Linked DNA regions of Homo sapiens: regions 2, 3, 4, 5, 6 and 7 are each linked to region 1. The links are chromatin contacts, found by Hi-C or POLR2A ChIA-PET in ENCODE. All regions are on one chromosome and are shown on one strand. The core of a region is the stretch at or near the end of the contact, and the rest is flanking DNA. Distances in the headings are between cores, read along the strand shown.

Region 1 (2,629 bases), core at 96-2,595:
CTTTCTACTTATAAGGCATAGAGTGCTGAACTGCAAACACTCAATTCTAATTTTAAGAACTTTTGGATTAGAAAACAGCTGTTTTGGGGAGAGATGGTAAGGGAAAAAAGTCCCAGTATAGTTACAAAATTAAGTATTACATAATATTTAAAAGAGCTTTCTAGGTTTCTTTCATGTTCTAGGGCAAGCCCTTAAAGAAGAAGACAAGAGATACAGGGAAAGCTAAAGTAGTGTTCAGGGTGGTGGAACCCACTAACAAAACAATCCGCTGGGCACCGTAAGTAAAGCATTCTATTAGGCTGTGACGCGAAACAAGAACAAAGGTTTCATTCCTACGAGAGATTAAGTTTTAGAGCAAATGGACACGATCGTTAAAGAATTTGATATTTCCATGTAAACTGCATTAGCAGGTTATGCGATCCAAACTCACAGGAACAACTCCAACTCTCGGCCATGCCCTATTTCATGTCTAGATTTGTTTAACCGACTTACATCATAATCCAAGAATACGAACTACAGTATATTCTTACAGCAAAGTTATTCCTTAAAAGCAAAACCGAGCCACCTTTGAAAACACGCACACACATTATCCACGGCACTAAAACCCCAGTCTTGACCGAGAAAGACCAACAACTTGGGGGGGAAGAAAACAACTTCAGAGCCAGAGCTCCCAAAGCAGAAAGCGCTGGCGGCTGAAGGGCACACGAGGTTCCGCTCCCGGGCGAACGGGCGGCGTCGGACATCACTAACCAGGCCTGGGGACAGGCGAAGGACTTGCAACTGCGGGCGCCGGCTCTGCGGGCGTTAAGGGAAACGGGGAAGTGAGAAGAGGCGGGGACACGAAAAGAGAAAAGCTCCCTCAAGTTTGCCCGATGTTAACGCTCCAAGGATGAAAAGAGCCGTTTGTTTCGTCTGGGGACCGTCGCGTTTGGCCCTTCCCCCGCCTCCAACAATTCCCGGCGAAGCCCCGCGGCACCAAGCCGGGCCTCCCACCCCCCCGGCGGCCGCCAACCCGCCCGGCCCCAGGACCTCACCTGCAGGGCCGGCCCCGGAGGCGCAGGCGGGCGGCGGGGAGCGCAGCCGCAGCCAGAGGTGCAGCGCGGCCCCGAGCACACACGGGCACAGCAGCACCAGCCAGTTTCGCATTGGCCGCCCCCGCCGCGAGCCGGGCTCTCCCGCGTCCCGGCGGAGAGGGAGGGGACCTGCAAGTGCGGAGACTGAGGGGCGGCGGCTGACGAGCGACCACTCCGAGCACGCCCGCCCTCGCGCTCGGCGACGTCTGGGGGGCTCCTCGCAGCTCCCGGCCCCGCTCCTCCGGTCCCTCAGACCGCGGGTGGCCGCGGCTTAGCCGGCCGAAGCCCCGCCCCCTCCGCCTGGCCTTCCCACCGGCTCCGCCCACCTTTTCTCCCACTCGCCCCGCCCTCTCCTCCCGCGTTTCCACACGCGCCAGCCAGCCGGCCGGGAGCTGAAGTCCCGCTCTGGGCCCAGGCAGGGGGCGCCCGCGGTTTAGAAACCACATTTCCCATGAGCCTAAGCACGCGCTTCCGTCACTCGGCGGCCGCGGGGGCGAAGGGCGAGGCCCCACACAGAGCATGCGCATCCCCCTTGACGTTTGCTGCCACCCCACGGCCCAGGGGAGGTAGTGCCGGAGACCCGGTGCTCGGAGGCTGCCCGGAGCCGCGAAGGGAAATGCGCTTTGCCTCAGATTTGAAGGAAATCCGAGTGGCTCTTGTGTGAAATCACGCAGAGCTCCTTTGTTCCGCGTGCTCTCTTGCTCGACTGCTGTGGGAGGTGGGATCCTGCTGACGTCTCCTTGGCCCGTAGAGTGGGGCGAGGAAGCCCGAGTGTCCGCGCCTGGAGCGGTGACTCATCAGGGATTAGCTCTGGTGCCGTGGGTTCCCGGCTCTTTGCCCGGTTCTGTGCTCTGGGAACGCAGGGTGACAGACAGCGAGCTGGGGACTAGGCTGTGGAACACGATGATGACGAGCCAATCAGGGTAGAACTGCACGTGCTCCGGGTTCATACTGGAGCTGGGAGCGAAACGGGAGCCGGGCGAGCTGGGAGAACGTGGGCTCCGGGGACCTGGGGAAGGGTGGCCGCAGCGAGCCTTCCAGGGAGAACGCCGGCCCCGCGTCTTGAGGCTTTGCCCCGGGTGGGAGCCCTCCTGGCCCACCAGGCCCGCGCCGAGGCAGCCGGAAAGCGGGGACGGGGCGGTGAAGGCACTGGGGTGAGGATGGGAGAGAAGGATGAGAACGAGCGGCTGGGCTATGGGGCGGTTTTTGTTTCTGCTTTTGTTTTTGAGACGGAGTCTCACTCTGTCACCCAAGCTGTAGTGCAATGGCGCGATCTCGGCTCGCTGCAACCTCCGCCTCCTGGGTTCAAGCGATTCTCCTGCCTCAGCCTCCTGAGTGGCTGGGATTACAGGCGCCCGCCACTGCGCCCAGCTAATTTTTGTATTTTTTTTGTAGAGACGAGGTTTCGCCATGTTGGCCAGGCTGGTCTCCAGCTCCTGACCTCAGGTGATCCGCCCGCCTCGGCCTCCCAAAATGCTTGGATTACAGGCGTGAGCCACCGCGCTCGGCCGCGGTTTTTTTTTTTTTTTTTTTAAGTTTCCACAAGTGTGGAAACA
Region 2 (2,629 bases), core at 50-2,549, 1.3 Mb after region 1:
GTGGTGTTTGGTTACATGAATAAGTTCTTTAGTGGTGATTTGAGAGTTTGGTGCACCCATCACCTAGGCAGTGGACACTGCACCCAATGTGTAGTCGTTTATCCCTCACCTACTCTCACCCTAGCCCTTATAATCTTAAGATTTTTGGCTATTTAGGGCCATCTCATTCCTCCCTCCCTTCTTTGTTGCATTCTCTCTCACCTACTCCATTCCCCCCACCTTCCAAGTAAGACCATCTTTGGTAAGATGGTCTTGGTAAGAATGTGATACGCATTATAATAATTTTTCAAATCTTCAAAATTGAGGTATAATTACATACAATAAAATGAGAATGGCATGCAAATTTGTGCCTTTTTTAAAGCTTAGTAAATGTCATAATTTGGTTATAGTTTTTATTTTTCTGGATGCATTTGCTTTTCCTTACATCTACCATGCTCAGCCTTACAGAGATTTTTCTAGATGAATTTGCTTTTTCTCACATCTACCATGCTCGGCCTTACAGAGCTGCCCTTTATTTTAGAATTCCCTAAAGTGCTGTGTTGTACACAGGGAGCTTCTCCTGACTGGAACAACCTTACCTGGTACCACTCTTCCTTCAGGACCCAGATTCTTCTTTGAAACCTTTCCCTGGCCCCTTTGAATACTCTAGCTCTTTTAAAATGTATGTGGTTCTTTTTTCCCTGTTCAATTATTAATCTAACTAGGTTGTGAGTTCCTCCTCCAAGGACGTGAGGGTGCGATGTAGCTTGTCTGATTTTGCATTCCAAGTGTGTGCCCCAATGCCTGACACATAGTAGGTGCTCAATATATGTTTACTGTCAATAAGTTACAATTAACACCCCCATATGGTAATTCAGAGTTTTCATAGCGCGGTCAAACGATCTCATTTAACGCCTACTACAACCCTAAAAAATTCTAATTACTACCATCCTATCATTCTTGTTTGTAGAGTGTGGAGACTGAGAGGTTAACTGTCTTGCCCAGCGCAAGTCAACAGCAAAACGGAACTAAAATTTCAGGCTCGACACCACACAGCGTGTCGAGATCAGCACGAACTTGGCGCTGTGACTTTTCCTTAGAGGGGCCACTTAGGCTTACACTTCCGGATCCTGGGCACACAGAGACGCGAAAAGCTCCCGCGGGAAACTGGGGAGCGGGACTACATCTCCCAGAGAGCCCCGGGGCTAAACAGCAGGTGATTGGTTGATATTGACAGCCAATGCGGCTGCGAGGAGCTCGGGCAGACCAATCACAGGCCGGAAGGGGCGGGACCTCCCACGCCGAGGATAGATTGAGCGCAGAACTAACCGCGCTCTGAAAGGTTCTAAATGTCTGCGGGGCTCAGAGCCGGATGTCACGTCGTCCTCCTCTGCCGGTTTTCTCTTGGGTCCTTTTCCGTGCCGTCCCGCGACTCCGCCTCTGGCCGCGCGTGTCTGGCTGCTAGGCCGACACCAAGGACTGGCCGGGTACCCGGGAAGAAAGCACGTGCTCCAGCAGTTGCCGCGCCCAGCCCCGAGAGAGGCCCTAGGGCGCTGCGGGCTTTCGGGGTCCGCAGTCCCCCCGCGACGCGAGCCAACGGGAGGCGTCAAAAGACCCGGGCCTTGTGTGGCAGGCTCGCCTGGCGCTGGCTGGCGTGGCCCTTGGCCGTCGTCACCTGTGGAGAGCACGTCTTCTCTGCCGCGCCCTCTGCGCAAGGAGGAGACTCGACAACATGTCACCCGCGCTCCAAGACCTGTCGCAACCCGGTAACGCTGCGACCCCGTCTGCGTGGTTGGGTTGTGTTTCTTAACTCGTGCTGTGGCCTCCTAATCCCTGGGGCGATTCCCTTCTGCGGCGGGAGACGCCCGGCGGTGTTTCCCCGCGTGTGGGCGGCACCTTTAGAACTTAGCGCAGGAGCCCGGAGGGCTACGTGTTTTGCTCCACTCTTTGTCCGACCTTCACCTCTTTCTCCCCAGGCAAGCCATCAAAACCTGCAAAAAGCGTCCTCCCCTCGCCCCCGAAACACATTCTTAACGTCACAGTAACTAAACTTTCCAGTTCCACGCAGCATAAACCAGCTGGGCCCTCTGGAAGTTTTTTTTTTTGCATGGTGTGACGCTTATTCGTAAATATGTATTGCGCACCTACTGCGAAAGAAAGTTCAGGCGCGGAGAGACAGACGAGGAAACTCAGAGAACTATTTAAAACTACTACATGGAACTTTTTATTTTCTGCTTCTACGCACGCTGCTGCAAAACTGCAATATGCATAGACTCACTATGTTAAAATAGATGAGCAGACCCCACCTCCAGATACCGAAATGGGAGGTAGTAATTTCAAGCGATTCTGATGTTGGTGGCCCTGGGATCAACAGTGAGAAAAAGCTAGTTTAGCACGAGAACTGAACGTAATGTTAGCTTTATAACGAGCTCTAGATCTCTAAGGTCATGCCTGATTATAATTTGAGGACAAATACACCCGTAAAAACGGGTGAGGAGATGTAGAAACGAGAATTAGTGATAAGTACAAAACAGTAAATATCCTATCACATAGTGGGGATGTTTAGCTTCAGGAAGAGGGGGAATACTAAATTCGTAACGCACAAGGAAATTTATCAGAGGTTAACCGGTGACTCTCTTGATTCTTGGGT
Region 3 (2,629 bases), core at 71-2,570, 1.2 Mb before region 1:
ACTTTGTACACAAAGAAAAACTAAAATATTGCTAGTAAATCAATCTGGTACCATGATCCCAGTGAATAATGATAATTCCTTGACCTTCAATTAATGAGTGCAGGGATTGAGCTCCATTTAAGAAATGTGTGAAGAGAACAAGGCCAGATGCAGTGGCTCAGGTCTGTAATCCCAGAACTTTGGGAGGCGAAGGTGGGTGGATCGCTTGAGTCCAGGAGTTCAAGACCAGCCTGGACAACATGGCAAAACCCCGTCTCTACAAAAAAATACAAAAATTAGCCAGGCATGGTGGAGCATGCCTGTAGTGCCAGCTACTTGACAGGCTGAGGCAGGAGGATCATTTGAGCTCAGGATGCAGAGGCTGTAGTGAGCCAAGATCATGCCATTGCACTCCAGCCTGGGCAACAGAGCGAGACTCTGTCTCAAAAAAAGAAAGAAACAAATGTGTGAAGACAACAGGCAGAGAATGATAAAATCCATTCATATTTAAGAATCCTTACCTGGCCCTCCTAATGGAATATTCTAGAACCGTGTATACTTTCCAGGGTATGGAAAGTAGGAGTAATAGAAGGGCAGCACGTAATTATTAATAAAACTTTTCAAAGAGGACAGGAAACAAGACCTAAAGCGTTCTAGAAGTGGAGAAACTCACTTCAACCACAGACTATAAGACCAGACAAGTTAAGAAGTAGCACTTCCAGAACATCTTTGCATGTATACTTTTGGAGTAACATCTTCATCTCTGATCCTCCCCTGCATTTGAAATTGTTCTGAGATAGGGTGGACTGGGATTGTGGGGTGAGGGTAGGGTACAGACATAGACCAATCCAGCCGTCTTCAGATGAGTCATGAAGGAAGTCGAGAGATGGATGAGGACTTGGCCTCTGTGCTCTTCAAGATCCCTTCCACCCTGGAGAGTCTGTGTCCTGTGACTTCCCCAAAGAAGCTTTATTGCTCTTTCTGAAGATGCTTCTAGAACAGCATTGGGTCTTTCTTAAATCTCAGGTTTTCCCATTCTTTTTCCTTTCCATGATAGTGACCACTCCCATATAGACTTGCTTTCCAAATGGCGTGCTGCCTGGTTCCACATGTCCTCTTGGTGGGTGGCTGCCTGCCCCTGTTTGTTGTTCTCTTGCCTGGCTGCTGCTTCTCCCAGCCAGTGTGGACAGCAGGCTCGCTGCCCCTGATGTGCCATGGGGTCAGCACAGCATCAGAACTCTCAGGTGGACTTGGAAGCCCGCGCAGGACAGTCACAGCCCCTGGGGGCTTTACTAATGAGGCTACATGAACTGCCTCTCTGGTCGGCACTCCTCGGATCCCTCTCTTGCTTTTCTGTCACCTTTTCCTTGTATTCCCTAATCCATTATTGAATCATGTGTGCATTATGTCATCATCTGACACCTGCTGCATTCAGGGAATTGCCAGCATGGGCTCACTCCAGCTGTCCCTGCCTGGTTCTCTGGAGTTGGCACTCCTACCTTCAATGCATCGATTTGAATCATTATTTCCAAACCCAGACGTCTGACTGCCAGCTGTGTCTACTTATTTTTACTATCCCTTATACAGGCTGTTGCCTATAAGTCTTCAGAAGCTTGGCGATGGCTTTCTTTGACTTTCTTTATTGATGACTGCCCAGAAGGGCCCACACCGGTGTGAGTGGTACAGGGGATGCAGGGAACGCAAGCCCAGGCAACCCCCCTCCCACGAGCCTCCCTACAATTCCAGCAGTCTGTCCTGCCCCCCTATCTGGAGTAGCCAAGAACTTAGGTTTGTGCTGAGCATTTTTGAAGAGGCAGCAGGAAGGCCAGAAGCACATCCTGCTATCACAAAATAATACTCCATCTTTCAGGATCGTGAAAATTTGAGTTATAAATTACGTGATACAGATTCTAAATTATGCAAGACTTCACAAGAGGTCAGGTGAAGGCTGGATGGCCTCAGAAGGATGGCTTCAGAAGGCCTTCAGAAGGATTGCTACAATTCATCATGCACAAGGTGTTGAGGGTCTGGAGCAGGGAAGGAATCGGGGGCATCTGAATGGAGAAATGGGGACTTGATGGAGGATTCATGAAATGATTTTTAGGATACTTGAGGGCTTGGGAGGAATACACACAGTCTGGAAAGTCCCCCTGCTTAAGGGTGCCACAATCCAGCTCCCGGAGGCATCCAGATGAAGCAAAAGGTAAGACTGACCAGCACAAGTGACTGTGGACCGCATACTCATTACATGCTGCACATGGTAGCATTTGTGTACAAAATAGGCCACATGCTGGATAGTGTTTTGGTTAAAAAAAAACCATCACATGCATTGAACTCCACTTTTAAAAGGAAAAACAGATACAAAGTCAGTTATCTATGGTCTCCATAGCTTGATTCTTAAAAATTGGGGTTAGCGAAATGTTGATAGTTCTCAGGGGGAAATGTGAACGTTGGTTCTAATTAAAACTGTCTTATTGGAATTTCCAGGCAGCTGGAGAACAAATACAAAAATCTTAATTAAAAGACCGTTTTGTGAGGTCTTCAACTTCTTCTCCATTTCACCAACACGCTGCACAGTCTGTGTATTCAGCGTCACCAAAGAGATTTTTAATTCATCAGCCTGGTTTTTGTGGATTGTTCGTTGCCTTCT
Region 4 (2,629 bases), core at 70-2,569, 1.1 Mb before region 1:
AATGTCCAACAATGATAGACTGGATTAAGAAAATGTGGCACATATACACCATGGAATACTATGAGGCCATAAAAAATGATGAGTTCATGTCCTTTGTAGGGACATGGATGAAATTGGAAATCATCATTCTCAGTAAACTATCGCAAGAACGAAAAACCAAACACCGCATATTCTCACTCATAGGTGGAAACTGAACAATGAGAACACACGGACACAGGAAGGGGAACATTACACTCTGGGGACTGTTGTGGGGTGGGGGGAGGGGGGGAGGGATAGCTTTAGGAGATATACCTAATGCTAGATGACGAGTTGGTGGGTGCAGCACACGACCATGGCACATTTATACATATGTAACTAACCTGCACATTGTGCACATGTAACCTAAAACTTAAAGTATAATAATAATAAAATAAAAACAAAAAAAAAACAAATACATGAAGAGATACAGTTCCTATGAACAATTAAGCCCCATTATTTTATTTACACATACACCTTTAATTCATTTCATGACTGGAGAATAAATCATAAAACATATGAGAGTGAGGTGGTCAAAGGTAAGGATGAGGGAGGGCAGGAGGGAGGCAAAGGACTTACTCCTGTTGGAAGACTGAATAGAAAAAGGTTGACTTAACACTAGAGTGACTAGAGGAGTCCTGCAGAAAGATGCCGGACAAAGCATTCTGGGCGCTAAAGAACACAGAGCAGAGCATATTAAAATCTTTGAAAAATCCTAAATGATATTTGCAGTGAAGCAGCAGAAAATACACATTAGTGTTCTAGGATGCATATCTTGCAATATATAGATCTATACTTTTTTACAGATCAGTTTATCAATAATCTTAGTAATCCACCAAAAAAATTGCTTATGCACAGCAGCTTAAGTTACCAATAACTTATAAGTTCTTCAGAGGAAAAGCCCTAGGTCAGTGATTTAAATTCAAGGGCAGCACATTATAATTACAGTTGAAAAAGGGAGAAGGTATCATAATTTATGCAATGTCTAATGATTTACATATTGAATTAATTTACATGTTAATCATAATAAGCATGTTTATGGTTCTTAAAATTATATAAGCACATTTTGTTACAGTCAGTGAGGTGATGTATCATCTCCTATACAATTCTCATTACCCAGAACCTAAAAATTGCCATTAACAAAAAAGTATATCTTTTTGTTCTTTCATTAACAATGGGCTTCAGTACAATGAAATCTCACCTGCACAAATGTTCTCACTCATTTCCTTTTAATGTCAGAACAGATTTCTGTTTAGAGTTAAATATTCCCTTCCATTGTTTACAAGCCAGACACTGCCTGAGAAATAGAAAGTGAAAATGACTAGCCAATTTTCACTGCTTAAGAGTGAAATGAAAGCAAGTCATCTGCATAAAGTGACAAAGTTAAACTTAGAACTTTAAAATGTTAAGGTGATGTTTGTAAGCAAGAAAAAAACTTTACCCTAATCACAACCCTTCAACAAAAGCAGAAAGGAAGCATCAGGATTAAAGATACAATAGAGAATTTACAAATGATATTCTCTACTCACCTCTAGACAATAATCCTTGAGTGGGTGAAATGTTGCAAAAAAGAAATGCTCCTGAATGCGTTGCCAATTCTTCTTGGCATTCCTAAGGATTAAAAATATGGTATGAGCCACAGACAAATGAAACAACTCTGGTGAGGGGAGAATCAATTCAGTATCTTAAAGGGTGGCTGCAGAGTTGAGAAGGAACAGAAAATTTTATGAACTTTATCCTAAGATTTATACACACCTCTCCAAGATCAATACATACTTTAAAAACTGACACTTAATAAATTTCACATTTTGAAATGGAACCTTAAACCTATGTCTGGCAGAAAACTCTTTTTTCCAGGAGAGAAAACCATTACATAAAAGTCACCTTTTCTACTCCAAAGACTCATACCATGCAGCCAAGTTGTACCTACTTTCACAAACCAAACAAATTTACTATGAGCAGCGTTTAAATTTTTAAAACATCTGTTGTCAAGTTTATGTTTTAAAAGGCAAAAAAGGTAGGGATAAAAGTTATACAATATGGCAGGCAGGTTTCAGATAAAATTCATGATCATCAACCCATAAACTAAGCAGCAATTTCAAGACATTTTTCTGGCAAGATCACGCTCCTGCCCTGACCAGTGTGTCTTCTTCACTCCCTGGAGTTCCTATGCCCTCCCCAACCCTCTCACTATCAGCAGACAGCCATGCCTCACACATCACAGGAGACAGGAGTGAGAGATCTTTCTTCTTCCTGCCACCTCCTTACCCACCTGTCCTCTTTTCTCCTTCACTGTCAAGAGTCTCTCTTCAAAGGGCAATACCCTGCCCCGCAACAGATCCCATTCCCCTGGGTTTTGCCCTATCTCCCCCAACTTCCGCATCTCCCCTCTTCTCTATTCTAGCCTTTCCTTCAGCCTTTTCAAAAGGGCTTTTGTATCTAGTCTTAAAAAACAAAACAAAACCTTATTAAAGTGTCCATCAGTAATGGACTCAAGCGATATCCTAAGGCAAATGGAATATTAGGTAGCTGTTAAAAGAAAAGCAAGTTTACTGGAGTTTCACCTTTGGTGGGAGAAGGAAGGAGACTGTCTCGTTTTCATTCGATGCCTTTC
Region 5 (2,629 bases), core at 57-2,556, 1.1 Mb after region 1:
AGGCGACAAGTGAATAAGGAATAATGAAATGTTTTCATCCAACTGTTTGTTTACTGCTTTGGTCTGAACACTTCGCTCCAAGGTTTTTGCTAGCTGACTGAACAACGGTGCTTCAAACTGCTCAAAGGAAGGATCAATTCCAAGCAACTCTTCCAGGCCAGTACATCCTAAATTTCAAAAAAGGCCAGTTTATTTAACAATTCTTCGTAAGCAAATTCATCCCACCCCTCTTTTACAGTTTTACTTACCCCTAAGAAGTTTCTGAATTCTTTAAGTACATATAATTTATAATACAGTCCCAAACACTGATTTCTAGTTTTCAACTTTTAGAGTAAATCCTATCTCATCTACTAGAACAGAAAGTACTTCGTGGCAGGGAACACTTTTTTTTTTTTTTTTTTGGATATCCCCTACAATAACTAGGCCAGTCCTCTGAGAGGACTTCTCCGTCACCCCAGTCACTGCCTCCATCCCCCTTTTAGCTGTTCTTCTCTTTGACATATTAGTTGACCTCTCTAATTTTGTTTCTTCATCTGTGAAATCCAGATACCTCTACTCATAAACATTTCAAGCACCAAGCACCTGACTGTTATGTTCTCTTTCCCTTAAAAATATACATCAACATGCTAGAAACTGCTAAGGAAGAGGACGGGACAGAAGAGAAAACAAGGGGAAAAAAAAAAAACAGTAACATCCAGAAAACAAACGCTTCCAAGAGCTTTTCTAAGTTAAAAGATGGCTCACCAATGGCGAAGGCGGTGTCCCTGTCGATTGTGGCCGCTTCCTTAGGGTCAAATAACAAAGAAGCAACTTCATCTCTAGATAAGAGGCTGGCATCACTTTGAGGGAGGGCGAGTCGTTGCAGCTGCTGGGCTAAGGACGTCATCTTTCACGCCAGCGGAGTTTTAATGACACGGGCTAAAAAAACGTAAGCACTTTGATAAGTTTCTACGAAATTATAAGGCGCCTCGTAAACAAACAATTCTCTTCTGCACTCAGCACCGTCATGGACACACAACGCGGGTGTCCTGAGATTTGTGGACCCCGGAGATGCAAAGACGATGGCAGCAGCGTTAACAACTAATTACAGTAGCGGCGACCGCGCCAAGGCTTTCCTTCAACCCTGATTCCGCAGATATCCGGAAAACTCTTACCCTCCCTCGATATGCCGCCCCCATCCGCAGCCACATCAAGCGGCTCTGTGCCGCTTACCTGGAACTGGGAATTTGGGTATATCTTGGAAGGCAACAACTCTTCACAGCGCTTCCCACATGGTACCAAGGAGCCCAACCCTCACCCGGAAACCTAAGGCATGCTGTAGAGCAACTTCCTGCTGCAGGCGCTACGGCAAGTGAAGAGGTTCAAGCTTGCCGGGAATGCGACGAGACAGCTCCGCCTCCCGAGACGAAAGCCCGCCCCTCAGCCCGCCGGACTCAGGCTCAAGTCTGAGCTTCGCCTCTGTAGCTCCGGTTTAGCGGTCTGCTCTGCGGCTTGTGTCTGAAGCTTTCGGTCTCTGGATGGGCCTTCTGTGGGCTTTAAGGATCCGTAGCCAGAATCATTCATTCAGTAGTGATCCAGCCTTTACTAGGTGCCAGCAGCACCGCGTAGTGTTGAAAGCTATGGGTTGTGAAGTCACGTGGTTTGGGTTCAAATCCTGGCGCTGGCGCCTGTCGGCCGGGTTAACGCCACCAAATTATTTCATCTCTCCGAGCTTGTTACTCACTCTACAAAGTGGGAAGAGGCCGAGATTGTCGTGAAAGGAGCTTCTGCTCCTAGTGCAAACCGATCTATAAATGCTGGACTCCACCGCCCCAGAGCTTGGGGGAGATCTTGTCACTCCTCTATGTTTCCATTCCCGAGGGGTAAATGGCATATATTTTTTTCTTTCAAAACGAATCATAGTCAGGCGCGGCCTGTAATCCGAGCACTTTGGGAAGCTCAGGCGAGCTGATCACCTGAGGTCAGGAGTTCGGGACCAGCCTGGCCAACATAGCGAAACCCCGTCTCTACTAAAAATAAAAGAATTAGCCGGACGTGGTGGCGGGCGCCTGTAATCCCAGCTACTAGGAAAGCTGAGACAGAAGAATCGCTGGAACCCGGGAGTCGGAGGTTGCAGTGGGCCAAGATTGCACCACTGCACTCCACAGAGCGAGACTGTCTCAATAAATAAATTAATCGAATCCTGTTGAGGTATAATTTACAAACAATGGTTACACCCACGTCAGTGGAAGAGTTTGATGACTTTTAGCAAATGCATGTATAGGTGTAATGACCTCCCCAGTCAAAATGACAGTTTCCATCGCCCCTAAAAATTGTCTCTTGCCTGTTTGCGAAGATTCCCGCAACCACTGGTCTTGGCCTCACTACAGATAGTGTTGCGGAAGAGTATCCTTATGTATGAATATAGCTAATCTGTTTCCAAAACACCGGTATGCGCTAGAACTAGGATGAACTGACGTCTTCCAGACGAAGGAGTGAGATCTGATGCTCTGTCTTTTCTGGATGCATTAATTTCTCTGAAGAGCTCTGCGGGGCCAGGGGGTCAAGTCTTTCTGTAACCGTCTTCCCTGGAGAATGTCAGAAACACAGCTACAAATTTGGAGGCCCTGGTTGTCTATACCTCATGCAG
Region 6 (2,629 bases), core at 51-2,550, 1.0 Mb after region 1:
TGCTCCATACTGCTTAAACTGTTCCCTAAGTGTCCAATTTGGAGAAAACACCCACACGCAGGATAACTGGCGAGTGACGCGGAGTGGCTGCGAGTCCAAGTTATCACTAACGGATGGGGAGCTTGGGCTGGGCACAGTCCAGCGTACTGAACCCTTCCCCCACCGTTTCACCTGCATACAGAGGTGTGTACTGTCAAAAAGCAGCGCCTCCAAGTCTCTTCTGGCACTGTCTGGACTTGGATCCGAGGCAGACGAGGAAGCTGAGAAAACCCTGGCGTTGACCCCGTGGACCTGGGCGCCCCGGGAAGGCCAGCGCTTGGTCCAGGCAGGCGGGGCCTGTGCGGTGACCACCCTGGTCCTGAAAAGTCCCAGCCCCGAGCGCCCTCCCTCCTAGACCTGGAGGCCTGGAACAGCCAGGTGGACGTCGGCCCACCTTTCTTTTCTTTCCTTCCCATTTTCCTACCACCTCCCACCCCACTCCGCCTTCCGGGCAAAGGCAGCCAGATCCACCCAGGACACATTCTTTGTCCTTATCCCTCTGTGCTCGTCCCACAGCAAGCCAGTCGCGGTCCAAGGCTCCAGAGGCTGTGCAGGAGGCCGAGCTGGGTGGCGATCAGCGGCGGGTCCCTGTCCAAAACCCAGCAGAGCCGCCAGGGACGCCCCAGACACAGAAGGCGGGGCGCGGGGAGGGTGGGGAGACCACAGCAGTGAGGCGCGCGAGCCGGGAAGTGAACGAGGACTGACTCCTGTCGCTTCCCGTAGCCGCCCACGGACGCCAGAGCCGGGAACCCTGACGGCACTTAGCTGCTGACAAACAACCTGCTCCGTGGAGCGCCTGAAACACCAGTCTTTGGGTGAGTCGCGCGACCCCCGGCCTCGGGTGGCGGGGCAGTCGCTAGAGGCGTGGCTGCTCTGAGGGTCTCGCCAGTGGAGGATGGCATTCGGATGTCACGGCTCCTAAATCACCATTTGATGGGTGGGACAGTGTCCAGTCCACCCCGACCCGCCGGTCCTCACCGCGGCAGAGCCGGGGCTGGGTGGCGGGGACGCTGCCTCTGCAGGCGAGGCGCTCCGGGGCATAAGGGATTATCAGGAGTCGCGGCCTTTCTTGGACATCCCTGGCTGGGGTCAGGCTGTTTGCCCTGGGGTGTCTCCTCGCTGCAAACCCACCCCACCTGGGCTGCTTTCTCACCTGTTCCCTCCTAGCCTGAGGCCGAGCGCCACCTCCAAGTGGAGGAATCTGGGGAAGTTTCCTTCCCGGAATTTGTAGTGACAGTGGAGTGACCTCCATTGCGTTCCCTGCCTCTAACACGCTCTTTAGGATGCCGAGTCATTTGACTGCAGTGTTAAACATTGCAAAGCGCAAGTCATGTGACTTCCTTTGACCGTACGTGAAACTTAAGTGATGGCTGCTTGTGATGCATACGAAGTGTTCATGCTGGCGGGACCTGTCCCTGGGGATACTTCGGGGGTTGCGTGATTTAATGCAAGCAGATGGCTTAAATTGGGTCACTGGCTTGTTATTATACATGTGTATGGCAACTCGGCATCCATTCTTTTTGCTCTTGTTCTTACTTCCTGAATTGAGTCACGGAGCCAGAGTTTTGAGGTTTTGACTAACGAATTAAGTTAATGACATGGGGCTATATTTAGGTGGTAAACCAAGAGGGATACAGTTTTTTTTCTTAATAAAGAAAAAGTGATAGATTTGATCGGTGTGTATTGTTGGTGTGCAGTATAATGACAGAATTGCTGGAAGTAAAATACAGGAAGCTCTGGTTTCATTTCCCCTTTAGTTCTGCTTAAAGTCGAGTTTTTCCTGGAGCTATTAAATGTAGTGTAGTGTCCATGAGTGCTTTTATCTTAAAAAATGTGGCTGATGCTTTCCAACACTCCCCTGCCCTGTGATTATTATTTTTTTAAGCAACAGAGAAAACCGTATCTTAATAGTATTAAAAGTATTGGATTTTTCCCTACTTTGATTTGTTTAAATTGGAGGAGGAAGAGCAATTCTTTCTATTCACAATAATAATAGCTAACATAGCGCTTACTCTTTCGCTGTTTTATTAACTCAATCCTCAGAACAAACCAATGATGTGAATACTGTAATTCTCATTTTATGGAAATGAAAATCTAAATGAATACCTCTGGTAATTGTACGGGACTGTTTGATTAGTATTTACCATTAATTAATTAAATTTTTTTTTTTTTTTGAGATGGAGTCTCGTTCTGTTGCCCAGGCTGGAGTGCAGTGGCACAATCTCGGCTCACTTCAACCTCCGTCTCCCAGGTTCAAGCAATTCTCCTGTCTCAGCCTCCTGAGTAGCTGGGACTACAGGTGCATGCCACTACGTCTGGCTAATTTTTGTATTTTTAGTAGGGATGGGATTTCACCATATTGGTCAGGCTGGTCTCTAACTCCTGAACCTCAGGTGATCCACCCGCCTTGGCCTCCCAAAGTGCTGGGATTACAGGTGTGAGCCACCATGCCTGGCCTATTTTAGTATTTTTAATAATAAATTCCATGTTAGAAATTTTCTACTGATGTATTTTTTAAGTCAATATTTCCTACACTCACAATCCAAAATTATTTAGTATATGAGCACACTGGTAAGAATGGGAGGCAGAT
Region 7 (2,629 bases), core at 79-2,578, 1.0 Mb before region 1:
AAATTCCTTTGTTAAAGTCCTAACCCCTAGTACCTCTGAATGTAACTGTAGTTGGACATAGGGACATTAAAAGGGTGATTAAGGTAAAATGAGGTCATGTTGGTGGGTCCTAACCCAATATGACCGATGTCCTTATAAGAAGAGAAAATTAGGACTGGGCACAGTGGCTCATTCCTGTAATCTCAGCACTTTGGGAGGCTGAGGCAGAAGGATCACTTGAGCTCAGGAGTTTGAGACCAGCCTGGGCAACATAGTGAGACCCCCATCTCAAAAAAAAAAAAAAAAAAAAGAAGAAGGAGAAGAAGAAGAAACAATGAAGAAAAGAGAAGGCAACTAGGACACAGATAGGCACAGAGGGAAGACCATGTGGTAACACAGAGAGAAGACGACCATCTATAAGCCAAGGAGAGGGGCCTCAGAAGAAACCAACCCTGCCAACACATTGGCCTTGGATCTTCAGCATCCACAACCGTGAGGCAATATAATAGCCCTAGCAAACGAATGCAGATGTCTTCCAGTTTTAAAAAGACAGCTACATAATCTTGGGTCAAGTGAACAGGATGCTATTTTTCCTTAAAATTGTTTTATTAGATGCAATATTTGCAAGATACATTTCAAAGGTGGAGATAGGAGGAAGGTTTTGATGTCAAACAAGTTTAGAAACTATAGCAAACTGTAGTTCCTTCTTAGAAATCCACTACATTCTCAGTATGTGTCATGCTCCTGAGATATCCTGCAATCAGGTCTGTTTAACCTTTGCGTAACCCTGACTTTCCCAAACTTTGAATGCCTTTTCAAAAAGAGATACAATTCTGATTAATAACACCATCATTCTTGGAACACACTTTGGAAACACTAGTATGAACAAAATATGAGGCAAATATTCTAAGGATATAAAGATGCCTGTGGACTGAGCCTTGAGAACTGTGGGATTCACAAGGCTGGAAGGGAATACACGCGTTCCAGGTAGGGGCGAAGGGAAGACTCCTGTGGCCCGTCATGTGGCGTCATGATGTGGAAAGCAAGGCACAGAGGGGCCACACTGCCCAGAGCCGAGTGCTTATGTTGCTGTGTGATAGGAAGGCTGGTCCTGAAGGAAGGATCAGTGCCCCCTTGTCAAAGAGAACCTGAGGCTTTCAGTATCCAGTTGTAGAATAAGGAGTGGAATTCGGAACATCTGGCCCTCGGTGTCTTCCTTTGGGGGCCCTGGTGATCACTTCCAGCAGAACTTTATCGCCCGCAATGGGTTCCTTCTATGAGGTCTGTCAATGGGGTAAAAGCCCGGATGGTGCGCCCAATGTCAGCCCGAAGCCACCAGATGGCGCGCGGAACCCGCAATGCACGTGCGCCAGCCTCGCGTTTGTCCCCGCACTGGCCCCAGGCCTTGGGAAATGTGTCTTTCCCCAGCCTTTTTACACTTTAGGAAGCTCTTCTTTAGAGAAGCATGTGAAACACCCCCCTGCACAACTGTGCTCCTCCTGCCCTTCCCCTCCTGGGGACACATCAGCAGCCCTTCCCTGGTTTGAAGAGTTTCCAAGCCGAGGAGTCTCTTGCATGTTTGTTCTACTGGAACTCGAAGCAGGAAGCACTGAGCTTCCATTTTGTAACCCACGATCCTGGTGAAGACAATCGTTAGGGAAAAAACATCTTAAGGATTGTGTGTTAGGGCAACCTCATTTCTGGCGTGAAAACAAGCCCCGCAAACACCCTGTTGTTACTCTGGTGTTCTGACTGCAAACACGGGGGGATGTAAGATTTTTACCTAATCCCAAACCTCGGCCCTGAAGAGTTAATGATGTTACTCATGCCACTGGGGCACAAAAGAAAGACTTGCATGTTCGGGTGGTTATGGCTTGCCCAGAGCGGTGGAATGAGCCATAAGGCTGAAGGCCAAGGGACTCGGGCCACCCATGCAGTGAAATAATCCCCCAGAAATGCGGTGCCGGGAGTGGAAATGAAAGTAAAGAGAACAGTCATTCCAGGGCATTGGCTAAACCTGACTAAACCTGACTGATCATCAAGCCTAAAGTTCTCTCGACTCCCAAAACTGCAAATCTCAGATTTTGGGAGGTACTGCGTAGAAACCAGGAAATGACAGAAATCAAGCAGTTGGAACACTGTTCTTGTCCAACTCTGGGTCTTAAGCTCTGTTCTCATTTTCAGTTCCAAAAGCAATGAATAATTAATAAGGTAGTTTTTGAATGGAAAGCACATTTCAATGGATGAGTGATGATTTCCGAAGGGCCTCTGACAGTTTCTGTTTATTTCCTTCCTTCTTTCTCTTTTTGAAATAAAACCGTGGAAGTGAAGACTGAAGCAATATTCAAATATACAACAGCCTGCATGTTTGACCCATCAGAAACTTGCACCAATAATGAAAAGCAGGATCTAATATCTACCTTGGCACCTGCTGTATGCCTCACACTCTGTTCCGTGTTTTTATGGAAGTGATGTCTCATTTAATCCTCACAGTCATGGCTTGGTAGTTGGCACTGGCCCAGGTTTTTAGATGAGGACTCTAGGCTCCTATGAGGTTAAGCAGCTCACCCAAAGTCACACAACTAGTAAACTTGAGAACTAGGAATTGGAACTAGGTATATCTGATTTCAAAGCCTCAGTTCCTCTTCCT

Evidence for each region. Hi-C counts contacts between places; a loop is a spot of excess contacts on that map. ChIA-PET counts read pairs that join two places held with the same protein, here RNA polymerase II (POLR2A). Pooled maps may share reads with other maps.
Region 2: a loop to region 1 is called in a map of B cell, with 32 times the contacts of the local background. The contact joins the promoter of MTR here to the promoter of B3GALNT2 in region 1. A Hi-C loop is called at or near these places in 7 of 168 maps with a recorded cell type or tissue (B cell, CD14-positive monocyte, CD4-positive, alpha-beta T cell and 3 more), 2 of 37 single-sample maps with no recorded cell type and 20 of 50 pooled maps. POLR2A ChIA-PET finds 5 or more read pairs at or near these places in 3 of 52 experiments (CD4-positive, alpha-beta T cell, MCF 10A and activated T-cell).
Region 3: a loop to region 1 is called in a pooled map, with 7 times the contacts of the local background. The contact joins the promoter of SLC35F3-AS1 here to the promoter of B3GALNT2 in region 1. A Hi-C loop is called at or near these places in 2 of 37 single-sample maps with no recorded cell type and 2 of 50 pooled maps.
Region 4: a pooled map shows a loop between it and region 1 (4-fold over the local background). The contact joins the enhancer-like site here to the promoter of B3GALNT2 in region 1. A Hi-C loop is called at or near these places in 8 of 50 pooled maps. POLR2A ChIA-PET finds 5 or more read pairs at or near these places in 2 of 52 experiments (B cell and T-cell).
Region 5: a map of endothelial cell of umbilical vein shows a loop between it and region 1 (25-fold over the local background). The contact joins the promoter of HEATR1 here to the promoter of B3GALNT2 in region 1. A Hi-C loop is called at or near these places in 5 of 168 maps with a recorded cell type or tissue (B cell, CD4-positive, alpha-beta memory T cell, endothelial cell of umbilical vein and 2 more) and 15 of 50 pooled maps. POLR2A ChIA-PET finds 5 or more read pairs at or near these places in 1 of 52 experiments (CD4-positive, alpha-beta T cell).
Region 6: a map of B cell shows a loop between it and region 1 (10-fold over the local background). The contact joins the promoter of LGALS8-AS1 here to the promoter of B3GALNT2 in region 1. A Hi-C loop is called at or near these places in 8 of 168 maps with a recorded cell type or tissue (B cell, CD8-positive, alpha-beta T cell, ascending aorta and 5 more) and 21 of 50 pooled maps. POLR2A ChIA-PET finds 5 or more read pairs at or near these places in 2 of 52 experiments (MCF 10A and activated T-cell).
Region 7: a loop to region 1 is called in a map of ascending aorta, with 7 times the contacts of the local background. The contact joins the enhancer-like site here to the promoter of B3GALNT2 in region 1. A Hi-C loop is called at or near these places in 3 of 168 maps with a recorded cell type or tissue (PC-9, ascending aorta and mammary epithelial cell), 14 of 37 single-sample maps with no recorded cell type and 16 of 50 pooled maps. POLR2A ChIA-PET finds 5 or more read pairs at or near these places in 4 of 52 experiments (A549, T-cell, activated CD4-positive, alpha-beta T cell and 1 more).

Annotation. Positions count from the first base shown.
Region 1 is chr1:235,503,107-235,505,735 of GRCh38, forward strand. B3GALNT2 (beta-1,3-N-acetylgalactosaminyltransferase 2) reads right to left here and starts at 1,346. Exons shown (of 12, transcript NM_152490.5): 1 at 1,035-1,346. The coding sequence starts at 1,146. RefSeq lists a silencer at 875-1,514 and enhancers at 1,448-2,124, 1,825-1,944.
Region 2 is chr1:236,793,993-236,796,621 of GRCh38, forward strand. It overlaps MTR (5-methyltetrahydrofolate-homocysteine methyltransferase), which reads left to right and starts at 1,300. Exons shown (of 33, transcript NM_000254.3): 1 at 1,300-1,745. The coding sequence starts at 1,712. RefSeq lists enhancers at 1,326-1,615, 1,716-1,905.
Region 3 is chr1:234,271,702-234,274,330 of GRCh38, forward strand. SLC35F3-AS1 (SLC35F3 antisense RNA 1) reads right to left here and starts at 1,321. Exons shown (of 2, transcript NR_183711.1): 1 at 501-1,321. The region is part of intron 3 of SLC35F3 (solute carrier family 35 member F3); the gene reads left to right. It overlaps LOC105373206 (a long non-coding RNA gene), which reads left to right and starts at 1,362. Exons shown (of 2, transcript XR_949283.4): 1 at 1,362-2,182; 2 at 2,467-2,629.
Region 4 is chr1:234,399,637-234,402,265 of GRCh38, forward strand. It overlaps TARBP1 (tRNA guanosine 2 -O-methyltransferase TARBP1), which reads right to left. Exons shown (of 30, transcript NM_005646.4): 25 at 1,545-1,626. Among named protein-coding and RNA genes, the nearest start is that of COA6-AS1, 27 kb to the left of the region's middle. Within about 2 kb of position 1,320, at least 5 of the 41 ENCODE cell types and tissues checked have a DNase peak (open chromatin) inside an H3K27ac peak, as active enhancers do; they include B cell, where a contact is called at or near this core.
Region 5 is chr1:236,603,210-236,605,838 of GRCh38, forward strand. HEATR1 (HEAT repeat containing 1) reads right to left here and starts at 1,307. Exons shown (of 45, transcript NM_018072.6): 1 at 1,213-1,307; 2 at 745-918; 3 at 1-167. The coding sequence starts at 886. RefSeq lists an enhancer at 1,248-1,507.
Region 6 is chr1:236,523,208-236,525,836 of GRCh38, forward strand. LGALS8-AS1 (LGALS8 antisense RNA 1) reads right to left here and starts at 1,301. Exons shown (of 1, transcript NR_034040.1): 1 at 1-1,301. It overlaps LGALS8 (galectin 8), which reads left to right and starts at 775. Exons shown (of 10, transcript NM_201544.4): 1 at 775-854. RefSeq lists a silencer at 1,068-1,117.
Region 7 is chr1:234,497,928-234,500,556 of GRCh38, forward strand. No RefSeq gene overlaps it. Among named protein-coding and RNA genes, the nearest start is that of TARBP1, 20 kb to the left of the region's middle. RefSeq lists enhancers at 1,196-1,490, 1,485-1,534, 1,575-1,624, 2,035-2,124. Within about 2 kb of position 1,329, at least 35 of the 41 ENCODE cell types and tissues checked have a DNase peak (open chromatin) inside an H3K27ac peak, as active enhancers do; they include PC-9, ascending aorta and mammary epithelial cell, where a contact is called at or near this core.